2 separate regions of the Homo sapiens genome follow, and region 2 is linked to region 1. The links are chromatin contacts, found by Hi-C or POLR2A ChIA-PET in ENCODE. All regions are on one chromosome and are shown on one strand. Each heading gives the region's core, a stretch centred on a gene start or an enhancer-like site at or near the end of the contact. The rest is flanking DNA. Distances are from core to core; before and after follow the strand shown.

Region 1 (3,184 bases), core at 333-2,832:
GAAAGTTCCCCCGTTCCGACAACATTGCCACCGGGGGTCCAGAGCTAGCTTCAGGAGCTTATTTGGGCTTCACAGGAAAAAGAGAGTTTCTGGGCAGCTACATTTGAAGAAAAATTAACCTCCATACTTAAAAATGATAGGAATGAATCCTAAGGGCTTGCGATGGAGAGAAAAAGTTTTGAAAGGACCTAATAAATCCAGGATATCTCATGTTGATGGCCAGGTGGCATGAAATCTTCAGCGTCCTTGCTTAACCAAGGGGCATTCTGAAGCCATGCATTCAGGACAAATCTTAAACATGGTCAGTCATGAAGTCCCCCTGCATGGGAGGGGCTGAGAAAGCTGAGGCAAATATAGGCAGCACAAGCTATTGGGTGAGCATACACTTTTATCATCAGGGCAACATTGTATTATTTGGGACATGTAGTATATAGAGAGAGATGGGTTTGAATCCTTCTTAAGGATACAAAACAGAACACAGAAAAAGAAAGACAACTATCTTAACATTTACCCAAAAAGTGATTTTTCTTTTGGCAACTCCCTGTGAGCCATAATGATTTCAAGATAAAAAGTTCAAAATTAAAAAAAAAAAAAACATTCTGTCTCAGTATGGAGAATGGATGGGAGGGCTTTTGCAACAGTCGAGGCAAGAAATGGCTTGTAACAGAAGTTTTACAGTGGGAGATGGATTTAAAATGCATTTCAACAATAGAACAGGACCTCCTGACAGATTAGATGTTGATGAGGAGGGGGAGGAGGAGGAATCAAGGCTAACTCAGAAGGTGATAGTTTATCAATGGTGGTGATATATCTTTTTTTTCCCTGAAAAAAAAATCCTTGGGAAAAAAGTTCCAATTGGCTGTCACTTCAAAATAACAAACCTGAATAAATATCTTGGAAAAAATGTATCATTAGTAACACTTGAAACCAAAAAAAAAAAAAAGAAAAGAAAAGAAAAAGTAGTTTCAGTCCAGGAATTGAACTGAAGTTAGAAAAATCTGCGTTCTTTTTGTTTTTTGTTTTTGTTTTTTAGCATCAAAATGTGAGATGAGAAGATCTGGGTTCTAATCAAGGTTTTACTACAAATCGTGTGACCCCTTTAGACTCACTTAATTCCCATAGCGCCTCAGTTTCCTCATCTGCAAAAAATGAACTAAATTGAAGAGCTCTGAAATTTTGTAAAACATGTGCTGTTAATTCTGAAGTTGGTTGGCTCCTTTTTACATCCTTACTGACTTTAGTCACGGTAAGTAGCACAATGGCTTGCATTTTCTCCAGATACTAATTCTCAGAACATAAGTTGTTTTTAATTTTGTATCTATGCCATCTTTGCACTCCAGGAAGAGCCCCCCCGTGTGGTTCCCAGTCCTAGAAAATCAGCACCTTTGCAAGGTATCCCAACGAGTGCACGGGCAGTGATAAAATACACCGCGGCTCCAGAGTGCATTTTATCTTGCGTAGGCCTTCCAAGCTCCACATGCTCCGTGCCAGGATTAGCTGAGAGGACACGGGGAAGCCACTGCTGACCAGGCTGAAACTATATCTGGGCTTGGGCTCAGTTGAAGGATACAGTGAGTTCCTTTTAGTGTGTGGCCTGGCCCACTGCCTGGACACACAGCTACATTCAGCCTCGTCTGCTGCTGTAACTAAACCATGTACCTCACTTCCTCAACTATAGGCAGGGTCATTTAGATTGAAGGCTGTATTTTGAGTCTGATTTGATTGACACACTAAATTTATTAAACAGTAGATTTTGTCTATCCATGTCACTATCTCTTATGAAGTGCAAGGAAGGCTCTGTTTTAAGAAGGCATGGCCTCCAGAAAGACACTAGCAAGGACCTCACATGCATAGAAAGGTCTTGAAGAAATCGAAACTCCATCCAAGTTCAAAATAGGCCCACCCCTTCTCCCCCTTTACTCAACAGACATTTGGTGATGTCCTTGCTGGACCTACTGTGTGACGAGCATGTGCCAGGTGGACAGGGAGCAGTGGCCACTTGCAGGGGTCTTGCTAATGCCACTTGTCCTAGAGAGAGACACCCAGAAACTCAGTCCTGGGAACCCTTTCCTCAATGAGCACAGCAAATCACTTTTCAGGTCATATGGAATCAGCTTTTGCAGGCGGTGGTCTCTGGATGACAATAACAGTCAAAGCACAACCAATCTGTCGAAGAGATGTTGCTCTTGCTTCTAGTGAGTAGTGTGAAAGGAAAATAAATCTCAGGACCCCAAAATCACTAAGCCCAAGGGAAAAGTCAAGCTGGAAACTGCATCAGGCAAACCTCCCTCCCATTTTATTCCTAAATAAGATAGCTACAAAGATTTTTTTTTTAAAGCTACCTACATCCCTCACCACTTGCCCACCAGGAAATTCCTTATGGGCCCCAAGATCTTTATCCTAAAACAATTCTGTTGAATTTCACCCTAACAATGTAAATTGATAGATTATCTTCACAGGTGCGGGACAAAGGACAGAACTCAAAGCCCTCCCTCTGCTCACCTGAGACAAATGCATATCTGATTGCTTTCTCTGATGCAAGCATACAGATTCAAGGAACTAGATGAAGGCATAAGTGACTTTTCCTCTAACCCCCTCTCACCTGTAAACTGTGTATTTGGTGAAAAGATGATCAAGGACTCAAAAGAATGCAATCATTTGTCTCTTATCTACCCATACCTTTAAAAAATGCCTTCCTCTTTCCCCAATGTCCACCCTTTCCCCTTTAAATATTGAAGCCTTCAGAATCATCTTTGAAGAAGGCACAGACCTGCCTCCCGGGCGCATGCTCTTAACCTTGGCAAGGTAGACTTTCTAAATTGATTGAGACCTGTCTCAGATACCTTTTGGTTCGTAGTAGAAAATCAGAATATTTGAAAAGAACTAGACCTGAATTTTTATAGTCCAAACAGTCCTACAGAAAAGTTCCTACTCATTTGCCTCCAGTGTTTTGTTTGTTTGTTTGTTTGTTTGTTTGTTTGTTTGCGATGGAGTCTCACTCTGTTGCCCAGTCTGGAGTGCAATGGCACGATCTCGGCTCACTGCAACCTCTGCTTCCTGGGTTCAAGCGATTCTCATGCCTCAGCCTCTGGAGTAGCTGGGACTACAGGCATGTACCACCATGCCCAGCTAATTTTTGTATTTTTAGTAGAGATGGCATTTTGCCATGTTAGCCAGGCCGGTC
Region 2 (3,184 bases), core at 198-2,697, 70 kb after region 1:
CTCTTTCTCAGGAAACTGATGGCTGGATACTCCTTGCTCAGCTGCTAAGCCCAAGTCCAGGAGCTTTATGTTATGGGGAAAAGGCAAGAGGACTCTGGATAAGGAGGGCCAGCATCACAGGGCCTGGCTGCACTGCAGATGGGGAGCAGGGAGTCCCTCAGTTCCCAGGAGTGAGGAAGAGCCCCACAGGTGGCTGGGATCTCCTCCATCCACAAGGCCTCCTCCCCTACCCTGCCAGCTCAGGGACCTGGCTCACTTTAAATGTGGCTTCTGGGGTTCACTCTTGTGAGTGGGACTAAGAGTAATTCCCTAAGAGTGGCAAGAAAGTCTAATGGTTATGGGACTTTGGAGCCAAATAGGTTTGGGTTTGAATCTCAGTGTTGTAGCTGTGTGGACTTAGGTAAGCTGCTAAGCCTGAGTTTATTTTCTTATCTGTAAAATGAGAATGCCACCTGCCTCATAAGGTTAAGGTCAGGATTAAATGAGATAAAGCATGCACTTAGCACAGTGCTTTTATTATGATCGTTATAAATGGAAGCCACTCCATGAAGTTTACATTGAGATTTCCCAATGTTCAAGTGAGCGCGGCACTAGAAGTTGGATAATTTGGAGCCATTGCCCTAGTGAGAAGACTCTGTATGAGAAATAGTGAGTGTGCTAATACCACAGCTGCCACCTGCTGTAATAGCATAAACATGGAGAGCTGAGGTCAGGCTAATGCATCTGGCCATCCAATGGCACAAGAGTGACCCAATGGCCCAGCGATGCGCAAGCTGGAGAGCTTGAAAACAAACACCCCAGCTCTTGTCCTGGAGACGCTGATTTAACTGGTCAGAATTGACTGAGGCCTAGGCTTCCATTGTTTTTAAAGCTTCCCAGTGATTCAAATGTACACTCAGATCTAAGAACCACAACTCTAGCTGGGAAGAAAACAGTGGAGTTTTCTTGAATCTTTTGTCATTTTCATTCAACTGGCAAACACACAATCTCTTTGATGGGCCAAGCCTAGGACCAGATGCTTGGTGAAGTCCAGATTCCCAGCCTCGAGGATCCCAGATTCTAACAGAAGACACCAACAAATGGATAGGCAATAATGATACTGTGGATGCGTCTATGACAGAGTATAGGCTGGAGCTGAGGGGGAACACACCTAGGAGGGGGTCTAACCCAGCTCTCTGGATACAGCCTGTTGGCAGAGGGGGCGTTCTGGGCCAAGGCAACAGATTTTACAAAGCACCAGAGAAGAAAATACATAGAACACGCCAGAAACTCCAAGGAATTTGGCAGAACTGGGCATGAGCACAAGGCCAAAAGATGAGGTGGGAGAGGCAGAGACAACATTTCTCATAAGGCATGCAGAGGGTTCGGGTTTCAAGCAGGGGGTGGAGTCGTCAGACTATTCTAGCAACTGGGTGGAGGATGGATCAGAGGGAGACAAGCCTGGACATGGAGAATCTGTTCCCAAGGTGGTGGCAGCAATCCAGGAAAGTTGGACATGGGATAGGTTTGAGAAGTATTCACAGAGGACAAGCTGGGTGACTGGGAGCATACTGGGGAGTCAAGGAAGAGGCCCAAACTTCTTGCTGAAGCACTCACGGGGATCAGGGCAGGAGGGAAGGTGGGGAGGAAGTGTGTGGTGGGAGCAGAGGCCTTTGGAGGAAAAGTCAATTCTTACTTCATCTGAGACCATCACATGGGCTGGTCAATTAAGCCTAACAGAAATCCTGCCCATTCTGTATTTTTCCGACTTCCATGGTGCAAGGCATTCTAACAAGTGGAATAGTTTACTAATTTGAAATGTTTTTGAGGGTTCTTGTAAGATGGCAAAGAGGAGTTTTAATTAAATGAAAGGAGCATGGCCTAGGACAGTGCCAGGCTGAGCACACAGAGCTCGTCTTCTTTCTCAGCCCAAGAATGTGGCCCAGCTCCTTTGCTTTCACCACCTGATCTGAAGATGCCTGAGGAGAGGGCCAGGATTACATGCCTAGAAATCCTTGAAAATGAAATGAAACGAGGTGAGGTGCTTGGTCCTCACCTCTGCAGAGAAACTGACACAGCAAAACCATCATGTTAACGTGTTGTGCAAGCCACACATGTCAACAGGCTTGTAAGCAGCTCCATTTATTTGAGTAAATATCTTGTAAATAAATCATTGGTAAACAATACAAAATTAAATACATTTTCAAAAGCTTGCCAGTATACGCAAAATTCACAAACATAGTTTTTTTAAAAAATAAAATATGTTCAGAGCACCCTTGATATAAAATGCCTGACCCCCATCCTTGGACAAGGCCACCTGAAGACATCTTATGGTAGGTGGGTTTCTGTGGGAGTCAGCGGGGGCCTCCTGGAGGGAAGGGTTTCTACTCTCACCTATTACCCATCCCACATTCCATCTGAATTTTGATCCTTCTCCAAAGAGCTGGTAACTGAGAGGGCTAGAGCACGCCACCAGGCCTAGCTCCAAGCACGGGGATCAGGGTGCACAATTAGGGCCAGGAGCACCCAGAGTCCTCAACACAAGCCATTGAGAGAAGCCAGAAATGCAATCTCCACACTTCCAAACCAGCAACTCAGCTCCTAGAGCAACTGTCTTGAGAGAATGTGAGGCTTTCTCACCTTGACACTTAACACTCGGTTTACTCCCACTGGTCTGATACTACCCAGGCACAGAAGCTACCAGAACCTATTTCTAAGGAAGAAGACACTCGATCTGCTAACTTTCTTTTGATCTGCTTTCCTGGAGAGAGAATAAACACAGTACTCGGTGGAAAGCAGACAATTCACTGCTACACAGTGCTTCCTTTTTCCAATGCAAAATACCACTGAGATAGTGTGGATATTTCTCTAGAAATCAAGTTAGTTCTTCAAATTAAGGGTTCATACAACTTTAAAAGACTACAAAATGAGACAATAAGCACATGACCTGGCAAAGCATCCCAACCAATGAAATAATAGAAATTCCATAAATTAAGCCCTTGACCAACTTAACATTTCTGTGGTGTAGTGCATTAAAATAACGGATACACTGAATTCTTTCACTTTGGTGCATAAAGTGAACGTTGAAGTCAGCAGCACTCAGTGAAGAATGCCTAGTGGCCTCTTGAAAACACATGTGCTGGGACCTCCAGTTAAAGGACAACCACAAGTTTATTCCATCCATGTGAAATAAAACTCACATCAA

Evidence for each region. Hi-C counts contacts between places; a loop is a spot of excess contacts on that map. ChIA-PET counts read pairs that join two places held with the same protein, here RNA polymerase II (POLR2A). Pooled maps may share reads with other maps.
Region 2: a map of gastrocnemius medialis shows a loop between it and region 1 (4-fold over the local background). The contact joins two enhancer-like sites. A Hi-C loop is called at or near these places in 10 of 168 maps with a recorded cell type or tissue (CD8-positive, alpha-beta T cell, K562, MCF 10A and 4 more) and 5 of 50 pooled maps. POLR2A ChIA-PET finds 5 or more read pairs at or near these places in 1 of 52 experiments (MCF 10A).

What each region holds. Positions count from the first base shown.
Region 1 is chr6:150,318,914-150,322,097 of GRCh38, reverse strand. No RefSeq gene overlaps it. Among named protein-coding and RNA genes, the nearest start is that of IYD, 49 kb to the left of the region's middle. Within about 2 kb of position 1,582, at least 5 of the 41 ENCODE cell types and tissues checked have a DNase peak (open chromatin) inside an H3K27ac peak, as active enhancers do; they include gastrocnemius medialis and psoas muscle, where a contact is called at or near this core.
Region 2 is chr6:150,249,279-150,252,462 of GRCh38, reverse strand. It overlaps PPP1R14C (protein phosphatase 1 regulatory inhibitor subunit 14C), which reads right to left. Exons shown (of 4, transcript NM_030949.3): 4 at 2,071-3,184. Among named protein-coding and RNA genes, the nearest start is that of PPP1R14C, 110 kb to the right of the region's middle. Within about 2 kb of position 1,447, at least 5 of the 41 ENCODE cell types and tissues checked have a DNase peak (open chromatin) inside an H3K27ac peak, as active enhancers do; they include gastrocnemius medialis and psoas muscle, where a contact is called at or near this core.